Regions from separate parts of the Homo sapiens genome. Here region 1 is linked to region 2. The links are chromatin contacts, found by Hi-C or POLR2A ChIA-PET in ENCODE. All regions are on one chromosome and are shown on one strand. The core of a region is the stretch at or near the end of the contact, and the rest is flanking DNA. Distances in the headings are between cores, read along the strand shown.

What was found. Hi-C counts contacts between places; a loop is a spot of excess contacts on that map. ChIA-PET counts read pairs that join two places held with the same protein, here RNA polymerase II (POLR2A).
Region 1: a loop to region 2 is called in a map of mammary epithelial cell, with 3 times the contacts of the local background. The contact joins two enhancer-like sites. A Hi-C loop is called at or near these places in 3 of 168 maps with a recorded cell type or tissue (K562, gastrocnemius medialis and mammary epithelial cell). POLR2A ChIA-PET finds 5 or more read pairs at or near these places in 1 of 52 experiments (PC-9).

The regions. Positions count from the first base shown.
Region 1 is chr7:116,714,476-116,721,396 of GRCh38, reverse strand. All of the region lies in intron 2 of MET (MET proto-oncogene, receptor tyrosine kinase), which reads right to left. Among named protein-coding and RNA genes, the nearest start is that of COMETT, 30 kb to the right of the region's middle. Within about 2 kb of position 4,661, at least 7 of the 41 ENCODE cell types and tissues checked have a DNase peak (open chromatin) inside an H3K27ac peak, as active enhancers do.
Region 2 is chr7:116,588,571-116,595,209 of GRCh38, reverse strand. All of the region lies in intron 2 of COMETT (cytosolic oncogenic antisense to MET transcript), which reads left to right. Among named protein-coding and RNA genes, the nearest start is that of CAV1, 67 kb to the right of the region's middle. Within about 2 kb of position 2,554, at least 8 of the 41 ENCODE cell types and tissues checked have a DNase peak (open chromatin) inside an H3K27ac peak, as active enhancers do.

The DNA.
Region 1 (6,921 bases), core at 3,412-5,911, 120 kb before region 2:
CAAGACTAATAAAGAAGAAAAGAGAGAAGAATCAAATAGACACAATAAAAAATGATAAAGGGGATATCACCACCAATCCCACAGAAATACAAACTACCATCAGAGAATACTACAAACACTTCTACGCAAATAAACTAGAAAATCTAGAAGAAATGGATAAATTCCTCGACACATACACTCTCCCAAGACTAAACCAGGAAGAAGTAGAATCTGTGAATAGACCAATAACAGGAGCTGAAATTGTGGCAATAATCAATAGTTTACCAACCAAAAAGAGTCCAGGACCAGATGGATTCACAGCCGAATTCTATCAGAGGTGCAAGGAGGAACTGGTACCATTCCTTCTGAAACTATTCCAATCAATAGAAAAAGAGAGAATCCTCCCTAACTCATTTTATGAGGCCAGCATCATTCTGATACCAAAGCTGGGCAGAGACACAACCAAAAAAGAGAATTTTAGACCAATATCCTTGATGAACATTGATGCAAAAATCCTCAATAAAATACTGGCAAAACGAATCCAGCAGCACATCAAAAAGCTTATCCACCATGATCAAGTGGGCTTCATCCCTGGGATGCAAGGCTGGTTCAATATACGCAAATCAATAAATGTAATCCAGCATATAAACAGAGCCAAAGACAAAAACCACATGATTATCTCAATAGATGCAGAAAAAGCCTTTGACAAAATTCAACAACCCTTCATGTTAAAAACTCTCAATAAATTAGGTATTGATGGGACGTATTTCAAAATAATAAGAGCTATCTATGACAAACCCACAGCCAATATCATACTGAATGGGCAAAAACTGGAAGCATTCCCTTTGAAAACTGGCACAAGACAGGGATGCCCTCTCTCACCACTCCTATTCAACATAGTGTTGGAAGTTCTGGCCAGGGCAATCAGGCAGGAGAAGGAAATAAAGGGTATTCAATTAGGAAAAGTGGAAGTCAAATTGTCCCTGTTTGCAGACGACATGATTGTATATCTAGAAAACCCCATTGTCTCAGCCCAAAATCTCCTTAAGCTGATAAGCAACTTCAGCAAAGTCTCAGGATACAAAATCAATGTACAAAAATCACAAGCATTCTTATACACCAATAACAGACAAACAGAGAGCCAAATCATGAGTGAACTCCCATTCACAATTGCTTCAAAGAGAATAAAATACCTAGGAATCCAACTTACAAGGGATGTGAAGGACCTCTTCAAGGAGAACTACAAACCACTGCTCAAGGAAATAAAAGAGGATACAAACAAATGGAAGAACATGCTCATGGGTAGGAAGAATCCATATCGTGAAAATGGCCATACTGCCCAAGGTAATTTATAGATTCAATGCCATCCCCATAAAGCTACCAATGACTTTCTTCACAGAATTGGAAAAAACTACTTTAAAGTTCATATGGAACCAAAAAAGAGCCCGCATCGCCAAGTCAATCCTGAGCCAAAAGAACAAAGCTGGAGGCATCACGCTACCTGACTTCAAACTATACTACAAGGCTACAGTAACCAAAACAGCATGGTACTGGTACCAAAACAGAGATATAGATCAATGGAACAGAACAGAGCCCTCAGAAATAACGCTGCATATCTACAACTATCTGATCTTTGACAAACCTGAGAAAAACAAGCAATGGGGAAAGGATTCCCTATTTAATAAATGGTGCTGGGAAAACTGGCTAGCCATATGGAGAAAGCTGAAACTGGATCCCTTCCTTACACCTTATACAAAAATTTATTCAAGATGGATTAAAGACTTAAACGTTAGACCTAAAACCATAAAAACCCTAGAAGAAAACCTAGGTATTACCATTCAGGACATAGGCATGGGCAAGGACTTCATGTCCAAAACACCAAAAGCAATGGCAACAAAAGCCAAAATTGACAAATGGGATCTAATTAAACTAAAGAGCTTCTGCACAGCAAAAGAAACTATCATCAGAGTGAATAGGCAACCTACAAAATGGGAGAAAATTTTTGCAACCTACTCATCTGACAAAGGGCTAATATCCAGAATCTACAATGAACTCAAACAAATTTACAAGAAAAAAACAACCCCATCAAAAAGTGGGCGAAGGATATGAACAGACACTTCTCAAAAGAAGACATTTATGCAGCCAAAAAACACATGAAAAAATGCTCATCATCACTGGCCATCAGAGAAATGCAAATCAAAACCACAATGAGATACCATCTCACACCAGTTAGAATGGCAATCATTAAAAAGTCAGGAAACAACAGGTGCTGGAGAGGATGTGGAGAAATAGGAACACTTTTACACTGTTGGTGGGACTGTAAACTAGTTCAACCATTGTGGAAGTCAGTGTGGCGATTCCTCAGGGATCTAGAACTAGAAATACCATTTGACCCAGCCATCCCATTACTGGGTATATACCCAAAGGACTATAAATCATGCTGCTATAAAGACACATGCACACGTATGTTTATTGCGACATTATTCACAATAGCAAAGACTTGGAACCAACCCAAATGTCCAACAATGATAGACTGGATTAAGAAAATGTGGCACATATACACCATGGAATACTATGCAGCCATAAAAAATGATGAGTTCACGTCCTTTGTAGGGACATGGATGAAATTGGAAATCATCATTCTCAGTAAACTATTGCAAGAACAAAAAACCAAACACCGCATATTCTCACTCATAGGTGGGAATTGAACAATGAGATCACATGAACACAGGAAGGGGAATATCACACTCTGGGGACTGTGGTGGGGTGGGGGGAGGGGGGAGGGATAGCATTGGGAGATATACCTAATGCTAGATGATGAGTTAGTGGGTGCAGCACACCAGCATGGCACATGTATACATATGTAACTAACCTGCACAATGTGCACATGTATCCTAAAACTTAAAGTATAAAAAAAAAAGGCTTATCCACTTCTAAAATAATCGTATGTCTCTGAGAAACAATGGTAAACAATGTGTTTTATTATTTATTTTATTTATTTTTTAAAATTTTTATTTATTTATTTATTTTGAGATGGAGTCTAGCTCTGTCGCCGAGGCTGGAGTGCAGTGGCGTGATCTCGGCTCACTACAACCTCCGCCTCCTGGGTTCAAGCAATTCCCTGCTTCAGCCTCCTGAATAGCTGAGACTACAGGTGCCCGCCACCATATCTGGCTAACTTTTTTGTATTTTTATTAGAGACTGGGTTTCACCATTTTGGCCAGGTTGGTCTTGAACCCCTGACCTTGTGATCCACCTGTCTCGGCTTCCCAAAGTGCTGGGATTACAGGTGTGAGCCACCGTGCCCTGCCTCCTGTTTTATTATTTTTTAAAAACTTGTTGCAAACTTGCTTCCTTAGCCCAAAGTCTTATATACTGTCATAGAGTTAAAGAATAGGAATTCCTCTACAATTTGTAAGCCTTGATGTGATACATCAATTAATCTAGTCTTCCTTTAGCTTTCTATGAGTACTTGCCAGATTCTTTTTACCTGACTTAGTCATATAGCTTTTTTTATAAAAAGAAAATTGAAGTGCTATATATCTCAATATATTTGATTCAAAATGTTTCCCCTAATTAACATTATGATGTATGCAGTGAATATGTAATTATATTTAATTCAGTGTAATTAAGAATGTGATATATTTAAAATAGTGATTCATTTAATTGATCTATAGGACAGATTTAGCTCATCTATAGATAATTTAAATCAGTCTTGCAAATAAAATTTTTAAAAATGTACTATCTTGTAAAATCTTTGCCAGTTCACTTGTATCACCTTTCTCTCCTCTTTGACCATGACTAAATTACCAGAAGCATTTGAATATATACTTTATTCATAATCATTCTTTGTAGAAATTCTAGCTAGATATGGTAATGGTTTTCTGGGAAATACATATTTTGAAATAGAAAGTACCTCTTTGTCTAGAGCTTTTCATACAGTTGACTGAAAACTTAATTGCTTTAATTTCAGGAATTCTTATTTCCCTAAATTTCACTCATGTGTTTTTTTTATTAAATAGAACTGGGAGAGAGGACAGTGTGGAACTGACTGCACGCAGGGAGGCACAGAGCTTTCAATTTCAGGGTCTGGCGCTGTTTCTTATAGACATATTTTAACTCTTTACTGTCTGTACTGAGATGTCTAAGATGTTGACATTGAATTCAGAATTGTCTGTAAAATACAGAAGAGTCAGCTCTCTGGCAAAGCAGATCCTTCTCTTTGGGGTCCTTAATGCACGGCCAGGCTGTTAGGGTGCTGTGGTCAAACCCTAAGAATCTGACCAAGTTGTTTTGTGCTATGAAGAGGACTCCATCTGATGTGCTCAGGGCACAGTTGAAAAGAAAGAGGCTTCCTCAACACATCTGTTTCCACTAACGCCTCTTGAGGAAGTAATCCTGCCCTATGGCTTCAATAGTCATGGCCTGGAAGTCCTAGCAAGGGAGCAAAGCTGGGGGGGGCAAAATTTAAGAGGCTTCAATTTCTTTCTGCCCTAGCCAGAGAGGGCATGCTCTGCGGTTGTGTGTGCAGCCAGACAGCCGGGAGCACAGCATAAGCAGGCATCCGGCCAGCCAGCCACGGGCTGAGCACTGGTGATTCACAAGGTGATGGAAGCTACTGTGGCTCTGCCCTCACAGCCTCGTGGTGATGACCTAACTCTACACACCCCGTTGCCATCTCTTCCGAGGACCAGCCCTGTCTCTGCAAATGCCTTCAAGCTATGTTTGAATACGCCATTGATGATGTTCAAAGCCATCACTTTTCTCTCCAAACTGATTTCCTCTTCCAGCTTCCTATTTCTCAATGCATCAATAGCTACCCTCTCCGTAAGTTTGAGATCTGAACCATCTTTGAGTCTTTCCTTTATTGTTCATATCTTCTTTCTTTCTTTCTTTCTTTCTTTCTTTCTTTCTTTCTTTCTTTCTTTCTTTCTTTCTTTCTTTCTTTCTCTTTCTTTCTTTTCTTTTTCTTTCTTTCCTTCTTTCTTTCCTTCCTTACTCTTTCTTTCTTTCATATTTCTCTTTCTTTCTCTCTTTTTCCCTCCTTCCTTCCCTCCCTCCCTCTCTCTCCGTTTCTTTTCTCTCTCTCTCTCTCTCTCTCTCTCTCTCTCTCTCTCTCTCTCTCTCTCTCTCCCTCTCTCCCTCCTTCCCTCTTGCTTGCTTGCTTGAAAGGCTCTGGCTCTGTCACCCAGGCGGCAGTGCAGTGGCACAATCTTGGCTCACTGCAACCTCTTCCCTTCTGGGCTCAAGAGATCCTCCCTCCTCAGCATCCAGAGTAGCTGGGACTACAGGCATGTGCCACAATACCTGGCTAATTTTTGTATTTCTTTGTAGAGATGGGATTTTGCCATGTTGCCCAGGCTGGTCTTGAATTCACAGGCTCTAGCAATCCTTCCACCTCGACCTCCCAAAGTGTTAGGATTACAGGCATGAGCCACCATGCCTGGCTGATTCTTATACTCTCTTCTATTGAATTAAAGGAAATTGCCTACATGGCCTCCTACAATCTGATTCCTTTGATTTTAGAATCTTCTTCCTTAAGCCGACTTCTACAACTTTTTAGTGTAATGCTCCCTAAATACCTTCTCAGCTTGTCCTGTGACAACCATGCTAACCTAGCAGAGAACTTGGGTCAGGGGTGGCCCTGCCCTTCCTGGCTGTGCAGCTTTAGGATTCCTAGATCTCTAAACCTCAGTTCTTCACTTGTAAAGTGGGAAAACACATATCTACATAACAGATTTGTTTTGAGGCTTAAATGAAATGAATCCAGTGCCAGAAACATATTAAATGGTCACTTCATTTAGAAGACCTACAGTAGGCCGAATAATGTCTTCCCAAAATTCATGTCCACCTGGAAAGTCAGATCGTGACCTTATTTGGAAATAGGCTCTTTGATATGTGATTAGTTAAGGATCTTGAGATGAAATCATCCTGGATTTAGTGAGTGCCCTGAATTCAATGACTGTTGTCCTTATAAGAAGAGGGGACACAGAGAGACATGGTGGACTGCCACATAAAGATGGAGGCAGAGAGGGGAGTAAAGCTGCCACAACCTAAGATGCCTGGGACACCAGAATTGCAAGAGGCAAGGAAGGAGTCCTCCCTAGAGCCTCCAGAGGGAGCATGGCCCTGGCTGATGCCTTGATTTCAGACATCTGGCCTCCAGAACCATGTGAGGATAAATTTCTGTTGTTTTCAGCCACCCAGTTTGTGGTAATTTGTTATGGGAGCTCTGGAAAATGAATATAATACCATACCATGTGACAGACTGTTCTAGGTGCTGAAGGATATGGCAGCAAATAAAAAAGACATAAATCCCTGCCTTGTGCAACTAAACAGTTATTATTATCACTATTGTTGGTCTAGTAAGCCCTCATAATGCCTATGAAGACAAAATCCAATTGTTTAGATCAATGAGCCTCAATTTCATCATCTGTAAAATGGAAACACTCACACCTATTGAAGAGAATTACTTAAGTTCATAAGTAAGGTCATCCATGGCTCTCCAAAATTTGTGGACCTGTTATCTGTCCACTATTATTTTACACTATTCTCTAATGCAGGGGTTGGCACATGTTTTTTGGGAAAGGGCTAGATAGAATATATGCTAGTCTTTGAGGGCCATAGGGTCCCTGTGGCCTGTGTGTGTGTGTGTGTGTGTGTGTGTGTGTGCGTGCATGTGAGTGTTTAACTGTATAAAAAGGGAAAAAAATATAAACAAAATAAGTTTTCACTTGTTGAGAATATAAAAACAGGCTATCGTTTGTCAATCCTGGCAAATGCTTCTACCTTGGGTCTAGCCTCTACATAGGGAGACAAAAGATTGACACGTACAATAGCTAACTGATGCAAAGTATAAGAACTCAGTTGATAGTTACATTCTGAAAACACTGTACTGGCAGTAAATCCTCTAAGACTAGGAAAAAAATAAGATCTGTGTGG
Region 2 (6,639 bases), core at 1,305-3,804:
TGACTAAGATGTTGACAGGGCTTGGTATCATGTCATGAAAACAGTCAAATAAACTAACGTAGCTTGGGCTGGAAAGGGAAGACGCACGCACATGTTAGTGTCCCAGTTGAGAGGCTGTTAATATGGAGGTTTAATTTGAGTTGTTTTGCTTGGCCTCACATGGGTGATAATGAACAATGCATAGGGCTTCAGGGCAATAGATACTTGGTTTACTTTAAGAAAGAGTGTTTCCTAACGAGATCATGAATGGTCTGAGATGTGGTCAATTTTCTGACATTGTCAAATTTTGTCTTGAAATTGGCCATAGTGGGAGTATTTACACCGGGAACCAGTGGCAAACACTACTTATCAGGGCTTTTTGTACTCTCTGGAGAGCTGGTTCTTAAACATTTACCAGTGGAACCATTTTAAAATATAGATATACTTTTATATGAACTGCAGTAAAACCAATTGAGCTGAAAAGCCAATTAGAGTAGGCATTTAGGCCTAGGAAGTGTGGTGAGACTAATGAGTTCTAAGCTTCCATTGAAGCTGGAAATCCTGAATATATGCTTCTAACATTTACATGTCTAATTTAATATTTGTTTGTTACTGGTAAGACACAATCATCATGATGAGGAAGGCCCAAACCCATTTTTGCATATGAGATTTAAATGTAGATCTGGGTAATTTAGTAGTTTGGAATAGGTAATGGAATTGCATTTTACTGTGGTCGTTCTGAGTTCCAGTTCTTTCCATCCACTAAGGAGTGGTACAGGAGTGTGCTGGAACTCCTCACAAATGCAGGTGAGAGCTGAGAGTTGACTTTGCACATCTTTTCCCAACTTTGCCTTCAGAGACTTCACATCGGCAGCTTCAAATTGGCCGTAGTGGGCTGGGCATGGTGGCTCACGCCTGTAATCCCAGCACTTTGGTAGGCTGAAGGGAGCAGATCACCTCAGGTCAAGAGTTCAAGACCAGCCTGGCCAACATGGTGAAGCCCTGTCTCTACTAAAAATACAGAAATTAGCCAGGCATGGTGGTGGGCTCCTGTAATCCCAGCTACTCAGGAGGCTGAGGCAGAGAATCACTTGAACTCGGGAGGCGAGTGTTAAAGTGAGCAGAGATCACACCACTGCACTCCAGCCTAGGCAACAGAATGAGACTCTGTCTCAAAAAAATAAATAAATAATTTAAAAAAAGAAATTGGCCACAGTGGGAGGGAGTATTCACACCATGAACTAGTGATAAACACTACAGATCAGGGCTTTTTGTACTCTCTGGAGAGCTGGTTGTTAAACATTTACCAGTGGAATCATTTTAAAATGTAGATATACTTTAATATGAACTGCAGTATATAAAACAGATAGAAGAAGAATGAAGCTAGCAGAACGTGCCCTAAGCCATACTCACTTAGCTTCCTCCCTTGCCACTGCATGTCCTTGCCCCTTGAAAGGCTCTGAGGCACCTCTGCAGCACCCTGTAACACCATGGGATTTAAAACCTCCGGAAAAATAATCCTTTCAGCTCACGCCGGGACTGTATTCTTTTAACTGGTATTTCCCTTTTCCTAGATTTGGGAATACAGACATAAAACAGCAGGGTTTCCCTCAGTTTTATGAGATTGTTTTTCAATAGAATGCCAGAGGGATCAGTTTGAGAACATTGGAAATCTGATTCCTCTAAATACAAGAAAAAATGGTCATAGGAAACAGTGAGTTTCCTCACTTTGTCAATGCTCTTGAAGCAATTGTGAGTTTTCTCTTGTTGAGATGCAAGGCCAGCCCTGGGTGAAGCCAGAAGTTTATGCGTTATAAGGGCACCCCAGACCTTTCCATTAGCATATTACCTTTCTTTCTTGGTTAGACTAGGAACCTGATGCTCCGAGGGAGTAAGATTTGGTGGAATGTTGTAAAGTATTCGGGGGTAGGAGGTAAGAAAAGGAAACTTTATATGATCCACAGATTTTTGGATAGGTTCCTAAAAAAAGGGTGTTGGGGGATTAAAAAGTGGCTGCCTGAGAGGACACTTTGTCTACTTGCTTTTTTGAACTGCAAGGCCTGTTCCGTGAAGTGCCTGAAAATGGCTATAGGAGGATCACAGAGGCTGTCAGGCAGCCGGAACGTAAGTCCAGGCAGCTTGTGTGAAAATCTTGAGGTAACCCTGATGTTTCCAGGGGCCCCCAGTGTTCCTAAGCTGGAGAATAGGAGCATGAATGCCATGACTGCTGCAAAACTTATCAAGCAAAATCGACAATTGTCACTGCTTGTGGAATTCCCTTTCTGTTAAAAATGAACGTGATTTCATGGGCACATATTTTGGTGTAATATTTTCATGGGAATTCTTCTTGTGCTCTGAATTCTGATTTCTTTTAATCTTACCCTTCCCATTTTCCCCAGAATGACAATGGATTCATTTTCCCTTCAAGGTCTTCTAAATCTATCACCTCTTTCCTTGACTTTGTCGCCTGATTTCCCTTCTATAAAGTTCTCTTCTTCAGAGGGAGGGGCAGAGTCACGGCTGGCTAGATTGCGGTCCTTATCTCTGCCCACACTCCTTCCTGTTCCCTTCTCTTGCCAAGCTTCCCTCTTCACTCTGCCCTTAGCTCCAGACCTGGCTTTGGGCTATGAGCCTGTTCTGCCGTGTGTCCCTCAAGCCAGTCCCGTCTCCTGATCAGCAGTGCCCCAGATTCGCTCTTTCCTCCGACTAAACCCATCCCCTTATCTCCCTCCTCTTCAACCTGCTACGTTGCTTGACAATACAGGGGTTAAATCTTTATTTCTTGCCTTTCATTTGCATCCTTTCCTTAAATTATCTAAGGCAAAGACTTTTTAATATTTGTACTGGAGCTGTGTCACAGTAGCGATGTTAAGCACACATCAGAAGATGAAGTATAATGCCACTTTAAGTCTCTTTAAGAGACTTAAGAGGTTAAGGAGAATTGAACATTTTGGCTTCTTCTCAAATGCAGAGAACAATTAAAAGTGTCCCCAAATAATTAACAGAAATTAATTTAGACTTATGAAAAATAAATATTATTCTCTTCTTAGAAGAAAATCAGAAGAGATCAGAAGCAGGGACTTAACTGATTATATAGCTTCAGTTCCTGAGGACGACCAAGTCAATCAAAATTATCATGCCATGCCATTTTGCAATGGATTTAATTATTTCTAATCAAATAATGGATTTATTTGCAATGGATTTGATTATTTTTAATCAAGCAGAAAATCTCCGAGTTCATCAGGTTTAGCTTTTCAAATCTGATGATCTGACACCTAGTGTTAATTTTGAGTACTGCTAAATATTTCACATAAAGTATACAGTACATTGAGTCTCCGTTTTTTATTCCTTTTCGTTTCTTCATATAACTTGAGAGATGTAGTCAGGTTACCATATAGTCTCAGGATAGATGTAGCTTACTTACTGGTGTTCAGAATGCGCAATGCGACCTGAAGTCAGGAAGCTGGGTCCTATCGTTGTGGGCCAACTGTTCCTATGACCTTGGGCAAGTTACTTTCCTCTTTTAGTCTGTGTGCCCTCAGTGGTAAGATGAGAATGACGGAACATATGGAATATATGATTTATCTCTAGGTCTTTTCCAATTCTGGAACCCTGTGTGTTATCTTTTTAAAGCAATAGTTATGTATGCCAGCTCTATTTTGAAGCTTGGAATATGTTCACCCAATAAACCAGAAAATGAAACAGTTGTTACTTGGAGGTGTATGGCTATTCTTTCACTATGTGAAATTCCTTCAAAACATGTTATAACAAAGAATTGAGACAAGATTTTGATGATTTTTAGTAACGCCATCTAATGGAGCTTTGGTTATCATAAAAATATTCTAGCTCTGTGCCGTCCACTCCTTAACCACTAGCCACATGTGGCTACTGAGCACTTGAAATGTAGCTAGTGAGACTGAAGAACTAAATTTTAATTTTGTCTAATGAAAGATTCATTTAAATGTAAGTAGCCACATGTGTCTAGAGGCTGCAGTCTTAGATAATATAGATTTATAGTGTATGGAAACATGAAAATTTCTTGATGAATTTGGGGGTGGTATTCACCAATATACTTAATTTACTTTCTTTACTGATTGGCTGTATATTAATCTTGTTATTTCACATTGACCATTTCCATTTTTGCCTGAATTCACCATACAAGTGCTTTGGGATTGATTCCATAATTGTGTTTTCTCTCAGGGTTTCAGCTATGTAGGTCTGGTTTAATTGAATTTAAATAAAGATGCTTTTTCTAGTTCACAAACAAAGATTGAAACATGCAAAACATTGAGAACATGCTGTCATGCTTAGTAAGATAAATTTCAAAGCCTAACCCCTGCAGTTATTTTTCTAAGCTAATTCTCTGTATTTGAGAGTTCAGGTTTAAACAAAAGCTAGGAGTGTCATGAGATATAAAAATATGTTATTTCCTATTTGTTATGGTGTCTAAAAAAGATAAAATACTTAGACAATTTCCTTAAATTTTATTTAACTTAACAAGTTAGCTTTCTTGTTAATGGGTACCAAAACATAGTTAGATAGGAAGAATAAGTTCTAGTGTTTAATAGCAGAGTAGGGTGACTATAGTTAACAATAATTTATTGTATATTTCAAAATAGCTAGAAGATTTGGAATATTCCCAACACAGAGAAATAATAAGTGTTTGAGTGATAGATATCCCAATTGCCCTGATTTTATCATTACACATTGTATGCATTTATCAAAGTTTCACATGTACCCCAGAAATATGTATGGTCATTATGTATCAATAAAAAATTTAGCTTTCTTAAAATACAGACTTTCTTTTTTTTTTCTTTGTTAAAAGGATAATGGTCTCATTCAAGGATTTTAATAGAAACCTCATCCCAGTTGACTAATTCCAAATTATTTATCATTCGCTATGTTTTCTTGTGTGCTCTTGCAGCTAAAATAAACTCCACTCATTTAACTCTTTCATTAGCATATACTCTGTCGTGATTTCTTCTGTTGCCTTCATTGAAGAGACTAATTCCTTCTGATAAACAACTTCTCTAACACACACACACACACACACCCCTCTAAGACTTAAGGCTTAAGGCGACTGGGAGCAATTTATTACATTGTTGTTGAAAGCATCTTTCTTAGTACGATGCATATGCATGGAAGGGAGGTCTGGCCTAAAATAAGTAAAATGACATGTGATTTATAAAGGTTGGGTGTAATATCTATAATTAATTTTATCTTTTTTACACCTAAGCCCACTCTGCCCCCAAACTTCTGCCTTATTATCAAATTACTGTGCAAAAAAAGAATATCACTCCCATATGTACGTCAAATATTCAGAACTAGTTACTTTGTACATTTTAAAATGTAAAATCCATATGGTTTTCTACCATCCAATTAAGGGATAACCCTTATGTATCCAGAAGAAAAACAGGTAGAAATGTCACCTAAGTAAGTGTTTAATAGTATTATACAAAAATAATTAATATGTTAAATAATGGCCACAACACACTATAAAACCCTGCACTGCCTTCTGAAATGAATATTAAATTTTATTTATGAGAAGTTCAGCATTGTGGATGTGATTGAGTTAAATTTCTTAAAAACTGCTGAAGTTCTGTAACTGTACATGATAGTATGCTCATAATTTTTTTCAGAATATATGATTAGACAGAATATCCTAAGGGAAGTCTCATATACCTACTTTAATTCCACCACCTGAAGGACAATATGAGTTGCCTCTTCTCCCTGGTCGTATTAAGGAACCACAATTTGAAAATGATTTTATCAGCATGAATGCTGTGATTCTGCATTCATTAGAGTGACAAACATTACTCTGCAGATGAAAATACAAATTCTTTAGTAACAAGAAATTCCAGACAGGAATATTGTTGTGCCTGCATATTATACTTATTTATTCCATTAATCTATCCAGATACTTATCTTTTTTCTAAAGAGTAATGTCATTAGTATTGTCTTCTACAGAGTCTTCAGTGATTAAATACACTTATTTCTATGCAGCTTAGTTTTATATCATAAATGTCCAGTAGATGGCAGTGCATGCACTAGAATTCACAGAATATCCTCTCAAACCCTAACCACAGCTATTTTTTAAATCTGCATTTTGGAAACATTGATAAGGTCTCACACAATAAGATTAAAAGTCAGCATTAAGCACTGGCTTCTTATTTTTAGCCTCAGACAACCAATGGAAATGAAACCTGTATCTACATGTTTTATTTCATTGTGTTTGAACAAGATTTTGGCACAATAAAAAAAAAGGGAAATCATTAACTTAAAACATCCTCAAACCCTGAAATGATAAATGCAATAAACCAATATTCTGTAAGTTTTCTTGAATTGTCAGAGGGGGGCAGACTGGAGGGTGTGATTTGCGGATAGGATGCTGCCCTTTAATATGAGTAGCAAAGTCCTGGATAATGCTTGTCCTAGAAACTGTCCTTGTGTGTTGAAGACATAACTTGTAGATGATGTAGGGAGGGTTATTGTTAAATACTGAAAAGTGGCTGTCATACAGGCTTCCAGTCTGATTTGTCAACGTGAAAAACTTGGAGGGCAGTGGGGAGGCTTCGGGAGGGAGGGAGGGAGGGAGAGAGAGAGAATTGATTTTGTTTTCCCCTAAAGGAGAGGAAGTGTCCAGGGAAGCTCTGCCTTTGT